5 separate regions of the Homo sapiens genome follow, and regions 2, 3, 4 and 5 are each linked to region 1. The links are chromatin contacts, found by Hi-C in ENCODE. All regions are on one chromosome and are shown on one strand. Each heading gives the region's core, a stretch centred on a gene start or an enhancer-like site at or near the end of the contact. The rest is flanking DNA. Distances are from core to core; before and after follow the strand shown. Region 1 holds the start of BROX (BRO1 domain and CAAX motif containing). Region 2 holds the start of CENPF (centromere protein F). Region 3 holds the start of URB2 (URB2 ribosome biogenesis homolog). Region 4 holds the start of CCSAP (centriole, cilia and spindle associated protein). Region 5 holds the start of RNF187 (ring finger protein 187).

Region 1 (3,035 bases), core at 284-2,783:
ATTCTGATAAGGTTCATTTAATTTGAAGGCACTAAAAAATTCTGACAATCGACTTTTCCTAGTATTAGAAAATAATGGTGGCTGTACAGTGTATGAAATGCCTACATTAAGTGCTTCCTTTATGCTATTTATTCATGACAAAGCTGGTTTTGAGGAGCACCACATACTTAATGAATAGAGAATACAGTGTGTACCCAACGAAAAACTGAGCAGGTTTATTTAGGACTCAAAACATTTAACGAGTTATTTCAGAAAATATCATCTTCTACACATCTTCCATATAAATTCCGATAGCCTAATACAGCATCTATGTGCCTACAAATAATATCACACTCAGCACTTGAGGCTGCGAAATCTTCCACAAATACTTCTTTTAATGCGGCCTCCTACTTCCTGGATGAAAATGTCTGAAGTTTTGCGAATCTTTACTTCAGGAAAGAAGAGGGTTTCTGCCCCTGCCCCATCTTCTCCCCTTCTGCGACCCGGCGGTCTTCAGTTTTCGGGAGTTCCTAGGGTGGGATAGAAGAACGACACACCCACCCGCAGGGACAAGGGTGCCTTTAGAGCCACCAATACAACATTCGGATCGAAGCTGTAAGCTAACACACTTCCACAAGAGGACTCCCGCTCCTAACAAGGGACCCCCACCCCGGAAGCCCCGAGTCCCCAGAGGAACCTACCTGAGCGCCGCCCCCGAGCTCTGAGCGCCCACTTCCTGTTTACCACCCAGCCTCTTCCTCCCGTGCCCAGTCCCGTTCGAGGCAGCGGGCGGCGACCGTGCGCACGCGCCAACACTTGAGTTCCCCTCTTTCCAAACAGGCATTTTTGTGGAAAGCCGATACTGTCAACCCGGGAGAGGTGGCCAGACAACGGCCGAACGAACCCCAGTTTAGCTTGTATTATAAGCTCTCCAATGACCAATGGAGATGCGGGGCAAGGGGATTCAGCGGATCTAGCTGTTAATGCCACTGATTTGTGGTGACCAATATGGATTTTCTTTCTGTCGTTTGTTTCAAGGCACTAGAAGGAGACTTTTGGTCCACTGTCCAGGGGTCTATGGAGACTAATGTAAAAGGGGGTGATCCTATTGCTTGAGACTCCGGGGAAGTAGCGGGGGATATTACTGAGAAACACCCATCCTCTGACATACTTACCAAATTTCTCAGAGTCGGTTCAGCAGTTCTTCTAAGGGAAGAAGGGCAATATATCGGAGTCCACAAGCGAGAAAAAGAGGGAGTCGGAGAACCGAGACTACAGAACCAGGGTGACGGAAAACCAGGACGGCGCCAAGCCGGAGTCACGTGACCCGGCGGCCATGATAGCTACCGAGGCGGTAGTGCGCGCAGCTCAGGGGCGGGTATTGCCGCGGCGTTGCAGTCCCCTCAAAACGCTTCGTTCATCATCCCTTTCTAACTTCTCCCTCGGCCTTCCTTTTGAGCTATGGTCTTTTTCCCAGACAGGAAGAGAAGAGTTGCCCCTACCTCCGGAGCCGAGGGAGAATGCCGCAATAGCGATGGCGGCCCTCGGCGCAGTGGGGCGGCCTCAACCTAACCCGGGGCGGGGCCTCGGGGGCGGGGTCTCGGCGGGGCGGTCGCTTTGGAGCCGCAAAGTTTGGCTGTGGCGGCAAATGGGCTTGGGCGGCTCCTCGGCGGGTGGCGGTGGTGGCCGTAGCGGTTCCTCCTGGCCCTGTTAATGTCGGGGCCAGGCCGGGGGAGGATGGCGCCCTAGAACCCGGCCTTGCTGGGGTAGGGGCGGGAGGGGACGGGGTGGGGACCGGCCATGTCGGAGGTGACCCGGAGTCTGCTGCAGCGCTGGGGCGCCAGTTTTAGGAGAGGCGCCGACTTCGACTCTTGGGGCCAGCTGGTGGAGGCGATAGACGAGTATCAGATGTGAGTGACTAACCGCGGGAGCAGGCCAGACCGGCTCCAGTCGTGCGCCTCTCCCTTGTTTCTGTCGGTGTCTCTCATCACCGTATCTGCAGCCAAGGCTTCTCAGGGTGGGGCTCCGCAGGCACTGGGGCTGAGATCCCTCGCCACCAGCCCCAGCGAGGCTGCTCTAGGGACAACGGCTCCGCTCTCTGGGGTGACTCGCCTTCTTCCCTCTCCGCCTCCGCAGGGACAGTTCCATTCAACAGGTAGCCCTTCTTTCCTGGGGCGCAGGCCCCAGCAGGCTATCTGCTTAGTTCCTTTCCACCGTCTCGCGGGTCCCCCACTTGGCAGTCAGTTTCCTTTCCTCCTCCTCTCCCAGGTTGCTTTTCCTCGATTTCCTTTTGAAATTCTCTGAGGAATACTTGTGTGTTCTCCGCCCACGTTCCAAGGATGAGTGGCCTTGCTCTGTGTGTGTCTTCCTTCTTCCATGCGTAGGAAAGGAGGGAACTGTTTGCGATTGAGGGGATGGGGGGGAGCCCAGGAAGCAACGAGGGCCAGGGATACCTCTTCTGCCAAAAGAAGGGTCTCCTCTCGCGCTCCTTCTCCACCCCTCTTTCTGGTGAGCCGTGTTTTCAGAATTCCACCTCGATTTCGTTTCGGTTTCTGGGACTGTTATTTGGTAGGCTGTGAGTCCCACCCACCCCCTCGCTCGGTTGCCTTGGGTGGAGTCCGCGCAGGATGTGAACCGAAGAGAGCAAAATGTGAATTAATGGACCACGCACAGGAGCTCCACGCCCTCCTTGGATCCCTCCTCCTTTTCCTGTATATAATGTATAGCCGCAGGGTACAAGTGAGTACCAGTTTCCTTGAGCAACCTAAGACCAATTTCTTGCCCTTTCTGGTTTCCACAGAAAACTTCAGGGTTGTCTTAAAAAATAAAAGACAAGATTTATATACACATAAAACCTTGCTTAGGTTTTTGCACATTTTACTGAACTTAAGAACTGTCTGCCAAAATGCTATTGTTTGCAAACTCGCCATTAATTATTCTCTGTTTAAAGCAAGTTATTGTTTGAGATTTCACTGAGTATGAAACCACGTATGAGTAGAATACCCCCGGCCTCCCCCACCCCCCATCCGCCCCCGACACACAACGATTTCTGGCAA
Region 2 (3,035 bases), core at 398-2,897, 8.1 Mb after region 1:
TCTCAGTTCTTGGAACACAGCATCTTGTATTCCACTCCCATTTATCCCAAAACTACTGAAAGGAGTCACATGCCTCTCAACCAACAAAGGACAACTGACCCTGTCTCAATATCCTCCATTCCAATCTAGTTTGTCAGGAGTCAAAGAACTGTACCCAGAGACACACAACTGTAATTGCCCTAAACAATTCAGCCAGCAACTGAAATCATTACATCAAGATGCTATAGCCAACAGAATATAAAAAGGAGCAATTTAGAAAGATGATTAGAAAATGAGGGGAATAAACATAAAGAAGACTGGCAAGCTGAATGCTTTTCCATTCCAAAGTCTAAGATAGAGAACAATATAGATGTAGACCAAGCTAACTGTGATTAGAGCAGATTTTGGCCCATTAAGGGATCAGCTATCAGCCACCTGTATTGGGCCATTGGGGCAAAAGAACAAAAAAATAAACCCAGAAGTTTACTTTTGAGGAACAGGGAATCGAGGTGGGGAGTGAAGAAAAGCCCTGGATGAAGGTTCCTGCATGGAGGACTTGCAGGACTATTGTCCTTTCCAGAAAATGCTGTATCTTTATCTCTTAAATACGTGGAGGGCACTCTTCATGCCCGAACTACCCAGTCCCTTAGTCCCCAAGGAAGCTCTTGTGTGACCTCCTCCTGCCCCACCTCCACCACTGCTTTCCCGTTGTCAGAATTCCCCACCTCCTCCAAAAAGCCAGAGTCCCCGTGCACTGTACCAAGGCTGGGTCTGAGAATGATAACCCTGCCTTCTCCTCTAGGTCAGGCTCAAGGACACGACCCATGCCTTTTATTTCTGGGTCCTCATTACACAGCCGAGCCGGGCACACAGGCGCGTTCAAATAAATGTGGAAGGGAGGACCGGGCGTAGTGGCTCATGCTTGTAATCCTGGCACTTACAGAGGCCAAGGCGGGAGGATCCCTTGAGCCCAGGGGTTCCAGACCAGCCTAGGCAATATAGGGAGGCCTATCTCTATTTAAAAAAAGAAAAAAAAAAATGTGGACGGGAGGAAGAAGAGAGGGGAAAGAGAAATGCTCGCGTAACTAACCATAGGCACCCCACGTCGCCAACCAGATCAAAACTCAAGCTTACATCTACTCAATAAAACAAAGGACCAGGGCCTGAATTTCAATAAGGTTGGTTACGGGACTGGGAAGGCGGCTTGGAAATACCTAGTCATCTCCAATTCTTTTACGGAGGAAGAAAATGATCCCCTAAAGTGTGAGTCCGTGACCGAGTAGGGTCTGGGACACTAATCCGAGACCAGTTTGAACCCGAGCAGAAGGGCGCAGACACCCCTACGAACCACATCCCGGGGCGGATTCTCCAGTTCGGTCGGGTGGGAGGGGGCGGTCCCCGGCACCTACAGGGCCGGGAGAGTGATCCCAGAGGCCTCCCCGCCCAGTACCCGCCGGCAAAAAGCCAGCGGCACCCCCACGCCGCCCGCCGCCTACCGCCCGCCGCCAGGGCCAGGATCCGGACCCAGTCAGGACGCTCACCTTGCTCTCGGGGACGGGAAAACGACCTCTCGGAGAGTACAGTTCTGGCGCGGCTTCGGCGGGCTGGAGCCCAGAGTCTAATTCAAACTGCCCGCAGCCGCCACCGGTGCCCAATTCGCCCGCTTCTGGTCTCAACCAAACTTACCTCCACGCCTATTGGTCACTCTAAGTAGCTGCGGACCAATCCGCGCCTGCGCACTCAGACTGCCGCGTCTGATTGGCCCTTTCGGATGGATTTTAAAAACAAGCCCTCTACTGGAGGTGCCTGCGCCGGAGTTTACTGTTCTTTTTTGTTGTTGCGGGGAGACGGAGACCACGTGCTTTTGCTAATGCTAGACGCGGTTTTGGACCGCTATTTCCGCAAAAGTCAGGGAATGCGCCCGCTGATTAGGAAGGCGTGGTCTATCGCCTACAGCCAGGGGAACTGTGCTGCCTGGTGAAACCTCTTTTAAACTGCACGTACCAATCTACTTAATTAAACGTAAATTTAGGACATAGATACTAGGTGCTGTGTTTGTCATGCATTCTTTATCCGGTGTCGTTCTTAACAATTCTTTGAGGAAAGTATTATCCTCATTTTATTAAAAAGTTAACAGGCTCATAGAAGCTAAGTACAGTAATTTGAAATTGAATCTACGCAATGCAGGATGTCGCTCTTAAATGCTGTCCTTTATGGTTCATATTTCTAAGACGTGATTCTGAACACTTATTTTCCGGGATTAAGGCGTGGGGGGAGGACACTGCATCAGAATTTAAAATTCAGAAGAATCCTCAAAACGGGGTGTAATGCTTTTCGTGAAGCCCACTAGTTTTCTATGTATGTTATATACTCGTTTTATTTCCCTATTAAACTATAAATAAGCTTCTAAAGGCAGAAGCAAAACAATTAATTGTTAAAGTAATAGATCTCTAATGCTGTTGTCTGCCTCAATAGGTACCAAACTTTCCAGCCCCCTGACTTTACCTTTCATTAGACTGTTCCTGCAGTACCCAATTCAAGTGTCACTTTTTTTATAAAACCTCCCTAATCCCACCCACTCCTTAGAGATAATTATTTCCTAGACCTTTCCTGGAACTTGCAAACTTCATGTTTAGGATTTTCGCCGTGTCTTGTCTTGTATTTATGTCTACGTCTGACTCCCCCATCAGACTCAAAAATTCCTTTACAGTAAAATCTGTTTTAATTCATTTTTGCATCCCTAGTAACTTTGCACATAGTAATTTAAAATCCAGATCATCTTGGGAGATAAAACTGCTATTTGGGGAAAGGCCTTGTTCTTACTATCTTCTACCTTCGAATCCCCAAAGGGAGGGGAGAGAGCAGGTAGGGGAGGAAAACTTTTGTCAGACATTGCCATGATCAGTCTAGTGTCTGGTAGTTTTAGAATTTGAACCAAATTGTGTCTGGCTTCAACACAAATTACAATTCCATTGCTTCCCAGAGTAATTATTCAACTATGTATAGGCTGTTTAAGGAAAAATAAACAGCTAGAAAGACAGATAATAGAGGATATT
Region 3 (3,035 bases), core at 250-2,749, 6.9 Mb before region 1:
GAAGAAAGCACTGGTGAGAAATCCAAGCAAAGTGAGCTAGTTTTAGTTTATCTTCCCAGGAAGTTGTCTTGCTTTTAAGCTTAAGGGAAATGCCAGAATAAACAGCAGCCATGGCTAGGCTTTATCTAAAATTTAAAAACAATGGGAAAAAAAATACTATAACAATGTCAGACTGAGCAGGCACCAGAAAACCAACAGTATTGCAGTACTGTATCTTGTTTACCTAATATGTATTCTTTTAAAAGTTTTTAATGAATCAACAGATTTGTCGGGGTAAATCTACATACAAGATGCTTGACTCCAGAATTTTCTGGGGGAAATTCAGACAAAAGCAAGCAAAAGATGGACTGCACACACAGAAGATGGACTATATGTATTCCAGCTATGATCAAACATCACTTCCACAAAGGTGAGTGTTCAGGAATTCAACAAGGCCAAAATCAGTGATTACATTACTTGTGGAAAGAGTCATTCATACATGGTTTCAAATTGAAAGAGGAAAAGATACATAAGCAATATCCGGAGAAAGTAATATGTCTCCAAGTGAAAAAGAAAACCCCAAAGGAATACAGTTATTTCAGCTGCAACAGTAACCTTCCACTAACACTTTTATTCAGTCGTGTATAAATTTACAACGCACATACACTTCAAAAAAGACTCTACAAGAGATACTTGCACAAGGAAAAGACTAAAAATAGAAAACAAAAAACCATGAAATCTCGGGGGTAGCAAACATACCAAACACCTACAGTTACTATTAAACTGGGTAAACTTGGCTTTGAGTTTCCTAAAAGTTATAGTAAAAAGGAACGTTAAGACGTTTTCATTTTAGAAATTAAGTTATCCTTCACTCTACTGCAGAGAACAAGAACGTCAAGTGCTGTCAGTTTTCCTATTTTGTCAAAATGTCCAAAACGAATTCAACGATGCCTGACTTTCTAAGTTCAATACCATAGAACCGCCATCGCGACAGCTACAAAGTGCATAACAGGTGTTTGCTGAACTGGCTACAAAGACAACCGAGATGCTCTCCCCGGCTCCGCCAGAGTTCGGCTCTCCGGGCCTCCAACCGCCCTTACCGGGCAATGCGAAGTCCAGGGCGGACAGCACAGCCCTGCCAGCACTCCCTGCCCAGCAGAAAGAGACCAAGCAACAAGAACCAGGGGAGAGCAGCTAGGAGCCAGGAGGGAGTTCGCCTTCGCGAATGGAGCGTGCCGAAGCCGCTCCAGCCCAGAGTCTGCTGGCGGCACCGGAACTGGGCAGGGTTGGGGGGCCCCCCATCTGGGCCCGGCCTTAGGTAGGGGGATCTCCTCTGGACCAGCCCCGGGTGGGGGGACTCACCTCGGGACCTGGCTGCCCGCAGGGGCTGACCGCAGGTGGGGGACTCACCTCGGGATCCGGCCCGGTAGGGGGCTCAGCTCGAGACAGCTCCGGGTAGACAGGGGAGGACGGCGGCAGCGGCGGCGGCTGCTGTCCCGGTGCGGCGGAGGCCGCTGTACGGGTCCCGCGTCCCCACCACGTGGGACCGGTACCCGCGCTCCTTCCGCCGGACGCCGGCGGCGCAGCGGGGAGGGGCTGCACGCACGCCAGGCGTCGCCAGCCGAGCGCCGAGGCGCCTCGCCCATTGGCGGAGACGGTTGCGCGTTGGAGGCCCGAGCGGCCCAGCCCGCGGCCCGCTCCGTGTCAGTCAGTCATGGAGCGGCCGCCCAGAGCGGCGGCGGGGGCGGCGGGGCGCGGGGCGCGGGGGCCCAGCTGAGCCGGCCGTCGGAGTGAGACCCTGCGGCAGAGACGACGGAGGCGGAAGCAACCCGATCCCGGAGGCGGCGGCGGCGGGGGGAGCCGGAGCCGCCTGGGATGTTCAGTGAGTGCCGGGAGCACGGGCGGGGAGGGCCGGGAGGGTCGCGAGGCGCGCGCGCGCGCGGGCGGGCGGGGGCCGGGGCGGTGGGGCCTCGGCGGGGCGCGCCTTGGCTCCCGCCGGCGGGCGGTGGGGGTGGGGCGCGGGAGGCGGGGCTGGGGGGCGGCGGGCGGCTCTGCGCGGGCGCGACGGCCGCGCCTCCGCCCTCGGCCTCCCGAGTCCCGGGCTGCGGCCGGCGGCGTGGCCTGCAGTCGGCGGCTACACCTGGACTGGCGTCGCGTTCCTGCGCAGGGGTGGGTCCTGCGGGTTGGATGCCGGGCTCGGGGAGGAGGTGGCGGGCGCCCGCGGGGAAGGTATCCCAGTGCCCGACAGCCAAGCAGGGAGCACGGCTCCACAGCTCCTTTGCATGTAGGGGAAAAGGAAATGTCTTTGCGGCGAAGTCGGGATTCAACTTTGCACATGGTGATCGTGCGTGGGTGGGTGTGGAGTCGATCTCCGCGTGTGACACGGGGGAGCCAGAGTTAGACTAGCTGCTGCAGGAGAGTGCTTACCTGCAAGGGTGTCTCTCGGGGCTCGTTGCCTCATGACAGCAAGGTAAGGTTGGTGCGCCCATGGTGTGGGACGGGTTCACCACCTCCAGCTCGCGAAGCTGCCAGGCTTTTGAAAATGTATTCGATAAGGCGTTGGTCCGAAGTGAGTGGATGGTTAGAAACAGTGGTGTCATTTTAGACTTAGCGGAAGTGGAGTGCAGGAACGCTACATGCAGTTCTCCCATCAGTTGTGAAAGTCGTTGTAATGCGGATCTCGCAGTCTTTGTGGTTCTGGGATCAGAAGGTAAGTGCCAGTCCCATGCAGTGTCTGTCTTAAATTACTGTACCTAAACTGACCTTGCAGATTGGAATCTCGGAATGGTGACTCCTGCTAACAAGCAGTTGGGAGCTGTGCTGAGAGGAACATTAAGTGCGGAGCGTGTCTTATATCAGGCGATTCAAGTGTGCCAACACCTGAGTTGGGGATGTAGGGGAGGACACGGAGGCTGTGCCCCAGTTCCTGGTCACAGCTCTACTTGGAAGGGGGAGTAGGAAAGGGAGTTTTGTGCTTAATAGGTTAAATGCATCTGGCCACATCTTTAAACTTTGGAACAGCATAATGTAGTGGATAGAGCTTGGTGACAGTAGAC
Region 4 (3,035 bases), core at 353-2,852, 6.6 Mb before region 1:
ACCTTATTCAATCTTTATTAAGGCTACTTTGGTTGCAAACATCAGAAACCAACCCCAGCCAGCTTAAACAAAAGGAAAGTGCATTAGAATGTCCCTAATGTAAGTCAAGGAACAGAAAATAAAGTTGGGAAGGGGAGAAATCATGGCGTCCGCGGACTCATTAGCAGCAGGGTATCCTGGAGTTTCCGTCCAGAAAACTGCCATTAACACAATCCCGTGCTAATGATTGGACTAGTAACTTCAAGTTTTCAGAGCAGACGGTCTGACCCGCCCCATTTGGGCCAGTAGCCGCCTCTGAATCATTTAGCTATGATGAGGTGGGCGGTGGTGGTGGGAGGCAGGATGCGGACACGTAGAAAGTAGGTGAATTCGTGGGAATCCTGACGTGGAAGCCGTGAGCGCTACTCACGGCCTGGGCTTGCTTTTTAACTGCTATATATATATTTAGATTTTCCAAAAGTTTTTTCCTTTCAAATCTTTTTGCAGCTACTGTATCAAGGCTCTTTTTTTAAGAAAGGGAAAATAGTGCAGGACCACTTCTGAAACTGTAACAAATGGGGCAACGTTGTATTCTTCTGTACAATGTAACTGGATCTGTGAAGGTTTTTATTTTTTATTTTTTATTTTTTTTGAGACGGAGTCTTGCTCTGTCGCCCAGGCTGGAGTGCAGTGGCGCAATCTAGGCTCACTGCAAGCTCCGCCTCCCGGGTTCACGCCATTCTCCTGCCTCAGGCTCCCGAGTAGCTGGGACTACAGCCGTTCACCACCACGCCGGGCTAATTCTTTTTATTTTTATTTTTTTAGTAGAGATGGGGTTTCACTGTGTTAGCCAGGATGGTCTCGATCTCCTGACCTCGTGAGCCACCCGCCTCGGCCTCCCAAAATGCTGGGATTACAGGCGTGAGCCACAGCGCTCAGCCGGATCTGTGGAGGTTTTATGAGCAAAAAGGGAAAACAGTGCGGGGCCACTTTTGAAACTGTAACAAATGGGGCAACGTTGTATACTTCTGCACAAAGTAACTGGATCTGTGAAGGTTTTATGTGTAAAAAGGGAAAAGAGTGTGGGGCCACTTTTGAAACTGTAACAAATGGGACAACTTTGTATACTTCTGCACAACGTAAGTTAATCTGTCAAGCTTTTATGTGCAAACGAATCTCTGAGCGAGTGAAATGGTTTTGATCAAAATCTAAAAGAATTTGGGGAGTGTAGATATAAAAGGGAGTTAAAGCCAGAGTAACAGGTGTTGTGAACACAGAGAGGAAGAACCGGTAGGTTTCGAGTGAGGACAGAGAGTGTCGCCCCCGGCCGCAGCCTGGGGGGGCTGCATATCTGGAGGGATCATCTCTTGCCCCTAACTGACGACTCCTGCAGAGTGACGCGTGCCTGGGACAGCGTCTGCTGGGACCAGGGTGGACGGGCACCTCAAATAAGTGGGCCAGGGACCTGGGCCTGGGCCCCTCGGACTGGCAGGCACGCCCGCACCCCCGCGCCTCGCGCTCTCTACGGAAGCAGCCGCCCCCACGGAGCGGGCGGAGGCCCGGGGGCCGGGAGCGCGCGTGGAGGCTCCGGGACTGAGGCGGCGCCACCGCCTCCCGCCTGCAGCTGGAGCGCGGGCCGCCGCGGCGACATCTTGCTCAGGAGGAAAGCGCGCGGGAGAGCGAGCTGCGCTTTAGCTGCTGCGCCACGCGCGCCTCGGGCCTGGGCGCAGAGGATCGGCCGGGCGCGGCGGGAAGGAGGTAAGGCAGCCCCGCGGGACCGCACGCCTAGCTCAGGGGACGCCTCCGGAGACCCCAGGACCACCCGATCACGGGCCCCGCCGCTCCCCTCCCTCGCTCCTCCTCCCGCTCAGCCCCAGTCTCCTGCGGTCCCCTCGCCCCAGCCCGCAGCCTCCCTGCCTTCCGCCCACTGAGCAGCCCTCCTCGGCGGCGCGCCCCTCGACCCCAGCAGCCCCGGTCCCCGCCTCTGCTCTTGGTCCCGGCCGCCGGGTGAGGCCGCCCCCGCCCCGCCCCCTCCCCGCCCTCGCCGGGACCCGCCCCCTGCTCCCGTCCGGGCGGGGCTCCGGGTTTAAACGTCGCGGCGGGCAGGGCCGGCGGAGGGGCGGGGCGGCCTCTGTGTCGTGTACCGGGTCCCGTAGGCTGCGGGCAGCGAGGAGCGGCTGGCGCTCGAGGCGGCGGACGGCACCATGTCCCCGGGGAGCGGGGTGAAGAGCGAGTACATGAAGCGCTACCAGGAGCCGCGCTGGGAGGAGTACGGGCCGTGCTACCGCGAGCTGCTGCACTACCGCCTAGGCCGCCGGCTGCTGGAGCAGGCGCACGCGCCCTGGCTCTGGGACGACTGGGGCCCGGCCGGCTCCTCGGAGGACTCGGCGTCGTCAGAGTCGTCGGGCGCCGGGGGCCCCGCACCCCGGTGCGCCCCGCCCTCGCCCCCGCCGCCCGTAGAGCCGGCGACCCAGGAGGAGGCGGAACGGCGGGCGCGCGGGGCCCCGGAGGAGCAGGACGCGGAGGCCGGGGACGCGGAGGCCGAGGACGCGGAGGACGCGGCTCTGCCAGGTACCCGGCCCGGAGGGGAGCGCGAGGGGCCTGCACGCAGGGACGGTTTGCTCTAAGCTCTGAGCAGCTGATCTCTTATTTCTTGCGCCACTCGGGGCTGGCTCTTCCTTTTTTTTTTTTCGGTTGACAGAATCCGTCTCTCTTGACAAAATAGGGAAGGTGGCAGCCTTTGCCACCCTTTATTTCCTTAATTAGGTGGCTTTCGGTCGAGCCAGCGGTGAACTCAATTGAAGCGCCGCTGGCTGAGTCTGGGGTCTTTCCTCGCGGGCCTCTGCGGCTTGGCAAACCTCTGAATCCCATCTTATTTCTTGGCGAACCACTGAGTCCCATCTGCTTATTTCTAGGCGCCCATTTTTGATCAGAGGAGCCCCAGCTTTAATCAGATTCTCAAAGGTAACCCAAAAGGTTAAGAACCACAGAGCTAAGCTTTGTCTGATGAATGGGGCCATTGTTTTCCGTATTAACTCCCCGACCTCGCTACGCTG
Region 5 (3,035 bases), core at 329-2,828, 5.8 Mb before region 1:
CTGTAAAGAAAAGAAGGTCACCAGGGGTGGGCAGAAGCTCTGGGTCCCCCAACCCAGCCCAGTACTGAGGGACATCACCCCAGCTGACTGCACACAGTCTGACCATCCCAGAGATAACCTCGAAGCCCGGTTGTCTAGGGCAGGAACGCACAGGCAGTCAAAAGGTTTCTTGGGCTTCACACCTATTCAGAAGGATCTGGGTGCTGGGGCTAAGGGGACTGTCTAGGTGGGTTTAGGAGTTCTGTGTCTGTAAGTGGCCCTGTTCAGTGTGAGTTCGGCCTGTACCAAAGGTCTGCACAGCCTGCCCTACACCCTGCCCTGCCTGAGCCGGATGGGGGTCGCTCTGCCCGGTGGCAGGACCCCCAATGCAGGAGGAGCACCCAGGGACACAGTCTGGCTGGCTTCCCCTCCCCTGTATTGAAGAGCAGGACCCCAGGCTGGCTGTTGTCTCCTATTCTGTGTCCCACAACCAACCCGCCATGGGCAAGGCTCCAGACTCCCGGACCCGCTGCTGCCAGACTCTCAGAGCGGGTTTCTGAAAGATGGGAGAGGGGACAGGGGGTGCAGGCGAGGGCTGGGTGGCCCGGGGAGCAGACGAGAAGGTGGGCCAGGCCTGTGGACACAGTGGAATACAGAGGGGCAAGAGGCGTGATGTCTCCCCCAAGGGAAGAGTGAGTGGAGGAGTCAATCTGTAGGAACTAGAGGGGGTCTATGAGGGCGAGACAGGGCACAGCTAGTGATGGGACCACAAAGATGGGCGCTGGTGGGGGAAGGACTTCGTAGAAGGTAGGGGGTGGGGAGATAAGGCACCGCCCAGCAGGGGACACCAAGACGGGGAAGGGGACCAGACTCCGAAGAGACGCAGGAAATATGGGGAGGCAAGCCGCAGGAGGGAGGGGCCCAGCACACGCTGGAGAGGGGACCCGTGGCGGTGAGGGGAGGGGGACAATCCGGGGACGGGGACAATCCGGGGACAGGAACAGTGGAGACGGGAAGGGCCCAGGGCTCAGGGGGACCGGGGCGGGGGCGGAGAGGCGCAGGGCACCGTCCGGGGTGGGGCACGGGACCCCGCGGCGCGCACCTTGCCGCGCAGCGCCTTCCTCCAGCGCGGTTCCCACTCGGGCGGCTCGGGGCCCGCAGCCATACGGCAGGCGGCGCAGAGCGGGCCGGCGTCGGCGCGGCACAGCAGCTGCAGCGCGGCCTCGCTGGCCGGGCCGTCGCGCGCGGGCGCCGCGGCCGCCTCCTCGAGCGCCAGAAGGCGGCGGCTGAGCGGGGGCCTGCCGGGCTCCACGGCGCGCTGCCAGCAGTCGTCGGCGCACTCGGGGCACGGGAAGGGCCCGTCCTCCTCGGCCCAGAAGCGCACCACGCACGCCCGACAGAAGCGGTGGCCGCAGTCGGCGCGCACCGGTTCCCGGGGCGCGCGCTGGCACAGGGCGCAGGCGGCCTCGGCGGGGCCCGCAGGGAGCGCCAGGGCTGCGGGCGGCGGGGCCGGCAAGGGCGCAGGAGCGGCTGGGGAGGGCCGGAGACCTAGACGGCCGGCGACCGGACGGAGACCAGCAACAGGACGAAGACGCCAACGCCGGGGACGCGCACGGGGCGGGGTCGGGGACGCGCACGGGGCGGGGTCCGGACCGCGGAGCGCTCTGCCGATAAGATCCTGGCAGCGGTGTGCTGCAGCCGGAGGTCCTGGCCGCGCTGCGCTCCACAGACAAGATCCTGGCAGCAGTGTACTGCATCCTTAGGTCCTGGCCGCGGTGGGCTTCTCCGCCTGGATCCTAGCGGCGGTGCGCTCCTCCGCCTTGATTTTGGCAACTATGCTCTCCACCTGCAAGGTCCTGGCAGCGGCGCACGTCACCGCGCAAGTCCTGGCAGCTGCGCGCTTCACTCTACTGCCTGCGGACCGGCCCAAGTCGTATCCTGAAATCTTACTGGGCTGTCCCTTCCTACTTCAGTAACTCCTGCGAAAGAGGGAAACAAAGTTTTATTTTTACTTGAAGGTTCCATTTTTAAAAGGTTGTTTTTGTAAGCTGCTAGGATCTGAGCTGCGCGTACCCCCGCGGTAGCTCGCCCGCGTGGGCTGGGGACGGGGCGGGAAATGGCCTGCGTGGGCCTCCTCCGCTGCTCTCATCCTGCACGGACCCGCCCTGCATGGGCACGCCCTGCGTGCACGGGCCTGCCCGCGTGGACGTGCCCTGCGTGCACCCTTCCTTCAGGGACCCGCCCTTGAACGGCCCTCCGGACGTGGACACTCGTATACGCCCACCCTGCGTGGGATCTCCCTGCGTGGACCCATCCCGCTGAGCCTCTTCTCGCGCAGCCTCCCTCTGGCCCCCTGGGAAGCTACCCTGGTTGTCCGCTGTCTCCTGGCTGGGGGGAGCTCTCATTGATTCTGTGATGATGCATGACAGAAGAGCATTTGTTAGCTTTGCTTTGCTTTTCTTTCTTTTTTGAGACAGCCTCGCTCTGTTGCCAGGCAGGCTTGAGTGCAGTGGCGCGATCTCGGCTCACTGCAACCTCCGCGTCCCGGGTTCAAGCGATTCTCCTGCCTCAGCCCCCCGAGTAGCCGGTATTGCAGGCGCCTGCCACGACGCCCGGCTAATTTTTGTATTTTTAGTACAGACGGGGTTTCACCATGTTGGCCAGGCTGGCCTCGAACTCCTGACCTCGTAATCCACCCGCCTCTGCCTCCCAAAGTGCTGGGATTACAGGCGTGAGCCACTACACCCGGCCGTTAGCTTTTCTTTAAAAAATAAATTTAAAGGAAAGAAATAAGCCTTTGGGAAGAGCAATCTTGTGTTTTTGTTTTTTAATTATTTTGAAAACAAGCAAGCATGGTTAAAATAAGATTGTGCAAGTTTTGCATTTTAAAAAATTAATCTGGGCCGGGCGCCGTGGCTCACGTCTCTAATCCCAGCACTTTGCGAGGCCGAGGCGAGCGGATCACAAGGTCAAGATATGAGACCATCCTGGCTCATGGTGAAACCCCGTCTCTACTAAAAATACACAAATTAGCCGGGCGTGGTGGCGCATGCCTG

Evidence for each region. A loop is a pair of places that touch in the nucleus more often than their neighbours do. Pooled maps may share reads with other maps.
Region 2: a pooled map shows a loop between it and region 1 (10-fold over the local background). The contact joins the promoter of CENPF here to the promoter of BROX in region 1. A Hi-C loop is called at or near these places in 2 of 50 pooled maps.
Region 3: a loop to region 1 is called in a map of naive thymus-derived CD4-positive, alpha-beta T cell, with 24 times the contacts of the local background. The contact joins the promoter of URB2 here to the promoter of BROX in region 1. A Hi-C loop is called at or near these places in 2 of 168 maps with a recorded cell type or tissue (CD4-positive, alpha-beta T cell and naive thymus-derived CD4-positive, alpha-beta T cell) and 12 of 50 pooled maps.
Region 4: a loop to region 1 is called in a pooled map, with 4 times the contacts of the local background. The contact joins the promoter of CCSAP here to the promoter of BROX in region 1. A Hi-C loop is called at or near these places in 3 of 50 pooled maps.
Region 5: a loop to region 1 is called in a pooled map, with 17 times the contacts of the local background. The contact joins the promoter of RNF187 here to the promoter of BROX in region 1. A Hi-C loop is called at or near these places in 2 of 50 pooled maps.

The regions. Positions count from the first base shown.
Region 1 is chr1:222,711,062-222,714,096 of GRCh38, reverse strand. BROX (BRO1 domain and CAAX motif containing) reads right to left here and starts at 1,533. Exons shown (of 13, transcript NM_144695.4): 1 at 1,155-1,533. AIDA (axin interactor, dorsalization associated) reads left to right here and starts at 1,606. Exons shown (of 10, transcript NM_022831.4): 1 at 1,606-1,889. The coding sequence starts at 1,780. RefSeq lists enhancers at 336-555, 924-1,838 and a silencer at 1,506-1,725.
Region 2 is chr1:214,601,807-214,604,841 of GRCh38, reverse strand. CENPF (centromere protein F) reads right to left here and starts at 1,647. Exons shown (of 20, transcript NM_016343.4): 1 at 1,521-1,647. RefSeq lists a silencer at 1,544-1,753.
Region 3 is chr1:229,624,711-229,627,745 of GRCh38, reverse strand. URB2 (URB2 ribosome biogenesis homolog) reads right to left here and starts at 1,499. Exons shown (of 10, transcript NM_014777.4): 1 at 1,390-1,499; 2 at 1-125. The coding sequence starts at 112. TAF5L (TATA-box binding protein associated factor 5 like) reads left to right here and starts at 1,624. Exons shown (of 5, transcript NM_014409.4): 1 at 1,624-1,861. RefSeq lists enhancers at 926-1,005, 2,666-2,715 and silencers at 1,196-1,895, 1,986-2,175.
Region 4 is chr1:229,341,614-229,344,648 of GRCh38, reverse strand. CCSAP (centriole, cilia and spindle associated protein) reads left to right here and starts at 1,602. Exons shown (of 4, transcript NM_145257.5): 1 at 1,602-1,737; 2 at 2,136-2,550. The coding sequence starts at 2,184. RefSeq lists silencers at 153-447, 1,294-2,153, 2,354-2,553.
Region 5 is chr1:228,485,925-228,488,959 of GRCh38, reverse strand. It overlaps RNF187 (ring finger protein 187), which reads right to left and starts at 1,578. Exons shown (of 4, transcript NM_001010858.3): 1 at 1,082-1,578. The coding sequence starts at 1,471. RefSeq lists enhancers at 1-131, 132-860, 978-1,838, 2,140-2,519, 1,839-2,700 and silencers at 940-1,139, 1,400-1,519.